Linked DNA regions of Homo sapiens: all the other regions are linked to region 2. Evidence: chromatin contacts called from ENCODE Hi-C or POLR2A ChIA-PET data. All regions are on one chromosome and are shown on one strand. Each heading gives the region's core, a stretch centred on a gene start or an enhancer-like site at or near the end of the contact. The rest is flanking DNA. Distances are from core to core; before and after follow the strand shown. Region 1 holds the start of PLEKHB1 (pleckstrin homology domain containing B1). Region 2 holds the start of INPPL1 (inositol polyphosphate phosphatase like 1). Region 3 overlaps ARHGEF17 (Rho guanine nucleotide exchange factor 17).

Region 1 (2,700 bases), core at 1-2,500, 1.4 Mb before region 2:
CCGCTCCCTCCCCTCTCCACGGTCTTGACACAGATCAGACAAGAGGGTCAGGTGCAGACTCCTTTTCCAGCCCCTCCCCTTGATGCACCCACCTTGTCTACACTTGTTGCGGATGTTGCTGCCTAAGCGGCCGCTACTCGATGCTGCTGCCACCCAACCCGCTGCGCCTGCGCTTTGTGTGCCCCGGAGAGCCTGGGGCATTTCTCTCCTCCCGCAGCGCCTGAGAGCCCAGCTGCCCCCGGGCCCCGCCCTCCGGACCTGCCCACCCCAGGGAGGGGGAGTGACGTGAAGAGATGCTGACCCGAGGCGTACTGGGACTTGTAGTCTACCCCTGTAGAGCTGGGCAGAAGCAGCCCCGCCTGCAATTTTACTTTTCTATTAAGACATTTGTTCACTCATTTATCATGAAATACTTTTTCTTAAGAATCATTGAACTCAGTTCCTAGAAAAAAAGAAAAAGTAAAGTTGCAAGGAGAAGCCAAGCTCCTAGTTTTGCATGTTTTTTTGATGCTTCCCCTTTCCATCCCCAGCTTCCAGTCTAGTGAGGGAGATTACATGGAAACACACAATTGGAGCACAAGGTGTGATTTAACAATGGAAAAGATGAGCCTGACTTTTCTCAAGGGGTTCAGGAAGGCTTCCCAGAGGAGGCTGAAAGGGGCCTTGGAGGATGAGGGGCAGTTTCCTAGGCGACCCGAAATTTCCCCTATGAATACTGTCAGGATGTTGAAGAGTGCCCAGCATTTCCGTGTGTCTAGAACATAAAGCGCAGGGGTGGGGAGGGCATCGGGAGTGTCAGGCGATAGAGCTGCAGGGTTTGGAAAGAAATAGCACAGAGGCCTTGCATGACAGGCGGAGAGCTTGGATGTTAGGACGCAGTGACTGGAGCTGGGGGTGGGAGTTTCAAGATGAGGAGTGAGGTGTGTGATTAGGGGGTCGGAAAGGCCCCTCTAGGGCACAGTGAAGAATGGACTGGCGGGAGCCCACCTGGAGAAAGGAAGACTTTCTGTATCTATCACCTCGGACTGTGATCATTTCCTTCAATAGCTCAGCCCCGCAAACCCTCACCTACCAGCAGCCACAGGATGTCATTCAGAGACCAGAGGATGTCAGGGCCTAAAAGACTTCTGTCCCGTCCCCTATGTGGCAAGGGTGCCCACCCTGCCCTGGGCCCTTCCTCCTGTCCCAGAGAACTCTTCCTTACCGGGGCTGCAGGGCTCATGGTTCCTGGGTGGCCAGGGCAGCATTTCCCAGAAGGCTCCCGCAGCGGGGCATTTCCCTGAGCGCCTTAGAGATAAGGGGATCAGGAAGGTGCTACCAAGTGGGAGGCTGGAGGGGGAGGCAAGGAGGGAGCGCACAGATCCCAAGGAAGGTCGCCCTCTTTCTCCAGGCTCCTCCCAGCCTTTCCAACTGATGGCTCTGACCCTAGGTTCACTAGACAAGTCATCCCTGATTCAGAAGTGGTCTTGGCTCAGCATCGCCGAGGTTCCCGGAGTGGAATCGGGGCGAGGTTGCGGGGGCAGGACAGGAACCGGGCTGGTCCTCCTCCCTAGGTTGGGGGCGGGGCTACATCTTCATTCTTTGGCCTGGCAGGACAGCGCCCATCACCCCAGTCCTGGCTGCGCAGTCTGGCTCTTTAAGCCTTCCTCTCTTGCTCCTGAGTCTCTGTAATCCTGACCTCGAGCTACCCTCGCTCCTCGGCCCTTTGTGCGGTGCGTGCCCTGCTGAGGGATTCGCCATGGCCAATCCTATTAACCATTGAGTTCATCCCCTCTTAGCCGACTCAAGAACCAGCTCTCCCATACCGCGTTTTCATCTCTGTGCCTTTAACTCACTCTCTGTCTGGTTCCTGGAACGTCCCAGTCCCAGCTTCTCCTAGCTAAATTTTCCACCTCCACAGTGGAAGGAAGAAAGGAAGCAGTGGGAGGGGGAAAGAGGCAAGGAAAGAGATATGGAAGGAAGGAAAGACAGAAGGAGAAAAGAAGGGAGGGGAAAGACGGGAAGGCAGGTAGGTAGGGCTGCAGCTGGCCTCGGAGGATCTGCGCCTGGGTCCTGCCCCGACCCAGCCTCTCTCCAGCTCTCCCTGCTCCCCTCCCCGATGGGCAGTGGGGCATCCTTCATGTTGAGGGGCGGGGACGGTGCAATCATCTCCTAGATTTCATTCTCTGGATTTAGCAACCAGATGAAAAAGGAAGGTTCTCCAGCAGCAGTGGAGACTTCAGGGGAAGACTCTCCCCTACCTCCCAAAGAGCGGGCACTATGACGAAAAAAAGAGGAAAGGACGTGGCAAACTAAAACCACAGACACTACTACCGAATCTAAACGTAGCCGGACTTGGCCCATGTCTCTAAAAGCTGGTCAGTGACCCTCTTTGAGAAGCCAATAAGGAAGTGTAGACTGTCCTCAGGAAAAAATCTGCGTATAATTCCTGGGAGTTCATAGACCTCTGAAGCCATGATAGTCATGGTTGGATTGTTTTTAATTTCCAGAGCTGTGTAGATGGGAGGAGAGTGTAGATTGACGAGTGAGAGGTATGACAGTATGTCAGGAATTCCAGCCGCAGCAGTCCTGGCTGTGAGAGACTTTGTTTGTTCAATCAACTAAAACTTATTGAGACTAATAAGCCAACAAGTAACTTTTACATTTCTTTGTGGCTATGGTGCACAGAACCATTGGCAGAGAGGAAAAGATTTTGCCATT
Region 2 (2,854 bases), core at 355-2,854:
CATCTCTACTAAAAATACAAAAATTAGCTGGGCTTGGTGGCGAGCGCCTGTAATCCCAGCTACTGGCGAGGCAGAGGCAGAAGAATCACTTGAATCCAGGAGGCGGAGGTTGCAGTGAGCCGAGATTGCACTACTGCACTCCAGCCTGGGCAACAGAGCGAGACTCTTTCTCAAAAAAAAAAAAAAAAAAAAAGGTCTCCCCTGGTCTAGGCTAATGTGCGCCCCGACCAAAGATGTCAGGAGAACAAAGGGGTAAGGAAGGTACAGTGGGACAGGAGTTTGGGAGGGGGTTCACAGAGCTAAGAAAGATCTAAATAAAGATCTAAATAACTGATCTAAATAAAGCAGCCCCCACAGATTCCCACTCACTGGGCCCACAGAAGCCAACTCAATGTCAGACTGCAGGGCAGGAGGTACAAAGCCGCTAGAAGGCTGCAAAACCAAGAGTGCTAACTCACCCCAGCACCACTACCAACCACACTGGGCTGAAAGGCACAGCCACAGGACCTGGCCCACTCAGAGAAGCACCAAGTCTGGCTCTGCTCTCACTCAGCACTCATAGCTCAGGGCTAGGGCAGCCAGGTAACCAGGGCTCAAGCCCAGAGCCAGGGCTCAAACACTCACTCATTGGTTCAGAAATAATGGCAAGGTCCCATACAGCCTCAGCCTCTGCTTCCCCAAGCCTTCCTCTCTACACCACCCATCACCGCCCCCACCACCCATACACGGCCAGGCAGAACCCCAAAGCACCGAAAGGGGCCCTAAGGAAGCTGCCAGGCATCCCCACACACCCCGTCAGTCCCTCTGCCCCGACTCCCTCTCCTGCTCACCACTCAGTCCCTATCCAAACGGGACTGCACACAACGTGGAATGCACATCCTCTCCCCTGCTCCCTTCTACCTGGAGGATGCCTGAAGGGGTCTGCCGGGGAATGCCCGAATTTTTCGTCATCACAGTCACACTGGGCCACAGAACCCCATATTCTCTACCCTCAAGGCTCCTGAAAGTGCCCCCAGACACACAGCAGGAAGTGCCCCTGCGTCCCTCCTCAGACCCAGGAGAAAGCCAAGGCTCCCACTCTGGGGGGTGGAGGCGGGTCTGGCGTCCCACCGCCCCAGAAACCCTCACCCGGGCCCTTTCCACACCCGGCCGTGCCCGCGCTCCCGGTCCACGCCAGCCCGCAAGGAGCCCCCGCCCCACTCACAGGACGCAGAGCGCGAAGGCCCCCGCCACGCTCTCGCTGTCTCGGACCAGGAAGCTGCCATCGCGGCCCGCCCGGGCCAGCAGCTCCTCCGCGGCCGCCCGGCTCAGGTCGCGGTGGTACCAGGAGGGGGCCTGGCTGCCCAGGGCGCCCCCCGGGCCCGGCGCCCCGCAGGCCGAGGCCATGGCCCGCGCAGGGCTCAGCACCGCCCGCCCCCGCCGCCCCGCGCCATCCGCCCCGAGACGCTCAGGGCTGAGGCTGGGGCCGGGCCCGGGGCCCGGGCTTGAGGATCCGTGGGCCGGACAGAGCCGGGGATCGGGACTCAGCACTCCGCCGCGCAGGCCGCCTCGTTCACCGCGCAGCCGCCGCTGCCTGCAGCGCCGGCCTCAACTTGAAGAGAAAGAAAAGTTTGTTCAGAGGCGGCGGGGGAGGGGCAGGAGCGGAGCGCAGGGCCGGCTGCCGCCCCCTCCCCCTCCGCTCGGCCCGCAGCCCGGGCCGCCCCTGCCCCCAGCTCCTCCTGCGGGGACGGTGCCCCCACCTTCCCGAAGGGCCCGGGACCTCCCAGACCCCACAATGATCCTGCCCCCATCATTCACCCGAGGAGATCCAGTCCCCAAATCCCCATCGAAATCCGAGTCCCCCCATCCTGGCCCCGACACTTCGGGATCCAGGCACCCCCTGGAGAATTCAGCGCTTCTCAGTTCTCCCAATGATATGACCCCTAAGCCCCATAAAGGTCTGATTCCACTCCATGGCTCTTCCTCTCGTCCCCCTTACAGCTTGGCTGCATCGAGTTCCCCAAACCTGCGAAGGATCCAGGACCACCCCCTACCCATCCTCTTCCCTCCACCCAAGCGGGCGGGGCCCCCAACTCCTGCGAAATGCAGCCCCCTCTTAGATCTGAACCCCCAACTCCACGGGAACCGTCCCCCGGCAAAGCCTGCGGGGAGATTCCCTGGCTAACCAGGCTTCTGAAGATTCTTACTCTGGCGGGGGGCCCAGACGAGGTGCGACGTTCTCGAGCCTCTCACGCAGCCCCTCCCAGCCCCGCAGAGCCCTTCCCCCTCTCGGCCAAGTTCCCCAGCACCACCCCCCACACCCGCAGGCCGGGCCTTGAGGGGGTTCAGCAGTCCGAAGCCAGGAGGATCCCTGGCCCGTCTAGTAGAAAGTTCCCTCCCGGGATCCCGGCCGCCGCACGCAGACCCCCACCTCCCGGGCTGCTCCGGCGCCCCCTTCCCCGGACAGCGGCCCTGGGCTCCAGGCGGCCACTTAAGATGGCCATCCGCGCGCGCCCCCGCCCTCCGCGCCGCCCGCCCCGCCCCGCGCCGCCCCGGGGAGCCGGGGGCAGCACCGCGCCTCGCCTCACCCCGCCCCGCGCCTCGGTCCCGGAGCCGCTGGCCCACTGGGTGACCTCGGGCAAGTCGCGGCGCGGGGTTGAGCGTCGGCTTCCCGCTCTGGAAAATGGGGATCCTGTGGCGAGGGCCGGCTCTGGGGGCCGAGCTCGTACCGCGCTCGGCACCGGGCCTGGCGCCCAGCCCGCGCTCCCGAACGGCGGCTATTTTTATTATTAATTAAGGAGAAACGAAGGTGACAGCTGTGTAAACTGTAAAGCGCGGCTGCGGAACGAACGGGTATTATTAGCACTCGCCCCCG
Region 3 (2,700 bases), core at 76-2,575, 1.1 Mb before region 2:
CTTCTGATCAAGTGGGGCCCAGCCAGCTCCAGGCCCCGGGTGGGAGGTGCTGCCTGCTCATAGGAGCACCAAGGATGGGTGGTATGCTCCATCATCCTGGCTGCGTCTGGAGACCTGGCCCCCAACAGAGTTTACCCCTGCCCAGGGAGCCTGGCTGGTTGCCCTTCTGAGCCTGCAGAGACACTGAAGGGAGAGGCTTGTCTCACTCTAACGCCTCCCATCAGGGAGGGCTTCCCTCTTTCCACAACAGAGATTTCCTGACTGAGTCCTGAAAGCTCCATGGAAATACATGGCGTGAGATGTGGTCCAGGGGGCAGACATGACCCTACTTTCACTTAAATCAATGAGATCAGCCTGCTTTATACTTCTGTGTCAAGATTCCTCTAGAAGAAAAGGTTCCACTATTTTTATTTTTATTCATTTATTTATTTTTTAATTTTTTGAGACGGAGTTTCACTCTTGGTTGCCCAGGTTGGAGTGCAATGTGCAATCTCGGTGCACTGCAACCTCTACCTCCTGGGTTCAAGCGATTCTCCTGCCTCAGCCTCCCGAGTAGCTGGAATTACAGGCGTATGCCACCAGGCCCAGCTAATTTTTGTATTTCTAGTAGAGATGTGGTTTTACCATGTTGACCAGGCTGGTCTTGAACTCCTGACCTCAGGTGATCCGCCCTCCTCGGCCTCCCAACCTCGGCCTCCCAAAGTGCTGGGATTACAGCCGTGAGCTTGGAAATTACCACTCTGGGATCAAGTCCAGGCTTTTAGGCCTGGCCTTTAGGAACTCCCGGGGCCCACCTGACCTCTCCAGAACCAGGGAGCTTTCATGGTACCCCAGACACACCAGGGCTTCTCCATCACAGGCCTCTACCTTTGCAGTTCTCTCTCCCTGAAGGGCCTTGGCTCATTTCTGCCTGTCAAGGTCTGGCTAGTCCTTCAAGATTCCAGCCACTGCCCTAAGTTAGCCTTCCCTGCCCTCACCCTTCTTGGCCTCCTTCGACCCCCAGTTCTCAGATGGGGCTTCTTGGGTCAGGAACCCCTTCTCCTTCACCCTGCGGCCCCCATGCTAACCCTGCACATACAGGCACCAGTGGGCCACAGTGCAATTGAATTTTAAAGGTTCCCCTGGGTTCCCCCAACCCGCCACTCAGAGCTTATTTCAGCGTTAATTATCCAAGACTAGTTAGAAAAGGTAGAAGCATCTGTGCAGTCAGGGCTCAGTCAATCCACCAATGACAGTGAACACCCCGGTTCTCAGTCAAATGGCTGGGCTGTCCCATGGGAGCAAGGTCTGCTCCCAGGCAGGAAGCGGCCTAGGCCCTCTCCCCACTCACCAGGCTCTGGCATCCACTGCCCAGCCCCGCCCCTTGCTGGACACTCAGAGGGTGGTACAGGAGCAAATTGCTCTGTTCACATCTCTCCAGATGGATAATGCCTGTTTATGTTACTTGTTGACATCTGGCTGCCCCAATCTACTCCAACTTTGCTGTCATCAAAGCTTGCTCCAGGGAAGGTCTCAGGCTCGGTCCTCACTCCTGATATCTGTACAGATGTCTTTGTGGGTATGGAAATCTGCTGGGGATTGAAAAGTGAGAAAGTGAGAGAGAGAGAGAGAGTGTGTGTGTACAATGCCTATATGCGATGCTCCTCAAGCTTTGCCTGTGTTGAGATGGGTGGGGGTTTGCTGTCAGCTTACCCCACAGTGTGGGAACTGTTGGTTTCAGTGTGCTCCCCTCCAGCCCGCAGGCTCCAGCAGGGCTCCTCTCTACATCTCCAGCCCAAGCACAGGGCCCAGCCCTGGAACGAAATTTCTTCCCCAGCACCCACAGCCCAGGCCTGGCCACACAGGAAGCGACCTGATGACTGAGGCCCAAGAGTTCAACTCATGGGACAGGACTCAGGGCTAGGGGCCCAGAGGGAGACAGGGCAGGAGGCTGGGGGTGGGGGAGGTTTGGGCTGGCTGCGGGTCTGGGCCTCTCTGGGCTCTTTGTCCAAATATGGAAGGTTTTTTTGTCTCCATTTGAGTCACGCCGGCCATGGCCCAAGAGATCTGCTTTCCAGATACTGCAAACGGGACTGCACTGCACTGCCTGGCCTGCCTGTCTCCCCTTCACCTGCCCGTGGCCCATCTCTCCACCTTCCCAAACTCCTGGGCTGAGTTCTCTCCGCCAGCAGAAAGCCCAGCACCCACCTCAGCTGCTTTCCAGCACCAAGAGAAGGGTCCCTGGGCCCATAAAGGGAGGAAACACTCATTCCTTCTGTGCCTGTCACCTCCTCCCACTCCCCAAGGGCCTCTCAAGTGCAACTGAGCCATTCAACTAATATTTACTGAGCAACTACTATGTGCTGGTTCCTGGGACTCAGACCATGGACTGTGAATCCAGTAGGATCACTATGTCCAAAGCAAAATCCACCCTTTCTTTCTGTGCCCACCTTGATGATGGCACTGCCCCCAACTCAGGCAGTCCTGAAAGCCAGGGGCCTAAGCACGGGTTCTGGAGCCAGACCATCTGGGTCTGAACTCCAACCCAGTGAGACTATCCTGGTTTGAATACCACCTCTCTCTTTCTGGGCTCTGTGACCTGAGCTAAGCACCCTCACCTTCTCTGGGCCTGTGTCTGCTTCCCATCCCACCCCCAATCAGTGCCGACTCGGGACGGCACCCTTTGCCCATCTGCCAGCTTCCACCTGCCTGGTCCCCAGG

Evidence for each region. A loop is a pair of places that touch in the nucleus more often than their neighbours do. ChIA-PET counts read pairs that join two places held with the same protein, here RNA polymerase II (POLR2A). Pooled maps may share reads with other maps.
Region 1: a loop to region 2 is called in a map of CD8-positive, alpha-beta T cell, with 27 times the contacts of the local background. The contact joins the promoter of PLEKHB1 here to the promoter of INPPL1 in region 2. A Hi-C loop is called at or near these places in 3 of 168 maps with a recorded cell type or tissue (CD4-positive, alpha-beta T cell, CD8-positive, alpha-beta T cell and naive thymus-derived CD4-positive, alpha-beta T cell), 1 of 37 single-sample maps with no recorded cell type and 9 of 50 pooled maps. POLR2A ChIA-PET finds 5 or more read pairs at or near these places in 2 of 52 experiments (CD8-positive, alpha-beta memory T cell and PC-9).
Region 3: a pooled map shows a loop between it and region 2 (7-fold over the local background). The contact joins the enhancer-like site here to the promoter of INPPL1 in region 2. A Hi-C loop is called at or near these places in 2 of 50 pooled maps. POLR2A ChIA-PET finds 5 or more read pairs at or near these places in 2 of 52 experiments (WTC11 and activated B cell).

The regions. Positions count from the first base shown.
Region 1 is chr11:73,645,131-73,647,830 of GRCh38, reverse strand. It overlaps PLEKHB1 (pleckstrin homology domain containing B1), which reads right to left and starts at 1,250. Exons shown (of 8, transcript NM_021200.3): 1 at 1,205-1,250. The coding sequence starts at 1,222. RefSeq lists enhancers at 1-131, 767-1,685 and a silencer at 172-391.
Region 2 is chr11:72,223,517-72,226,370 of GRCh38, reverse strand. INPPL1 (inositol polyphosphate phosphatase like 1) reads right to left here and starts at 1,604. Exons shown (of 28, transcript NM_001567.4): 1 at 1,205-1,604. The coding sequence starts at 1,386. RefSeq lists silencers at 1,119-1,328, 1,339-1,698, 2,249-2,648.
Region 3 is chr11:73,324,463-73,327,162 of GRCh38, reverse strand. All of the region lies in intron 1 of ARHGEF17 (Rho guanine nucleotide exchange factor 17), which reads right to left. Among named protein-coding and RNA genes, the nearest start is that of ARHGEF17-AS1, 16 kb to the right of the region's middle. RefSeq lists an enhancer at 1,185-1,836. Within about 2 kb of position 1,325, at least 9 of the 41 ENCODE cell types and tissues checked have a DNase peak (open chromatin) inside an H3K27ac peak, as active enhancers do.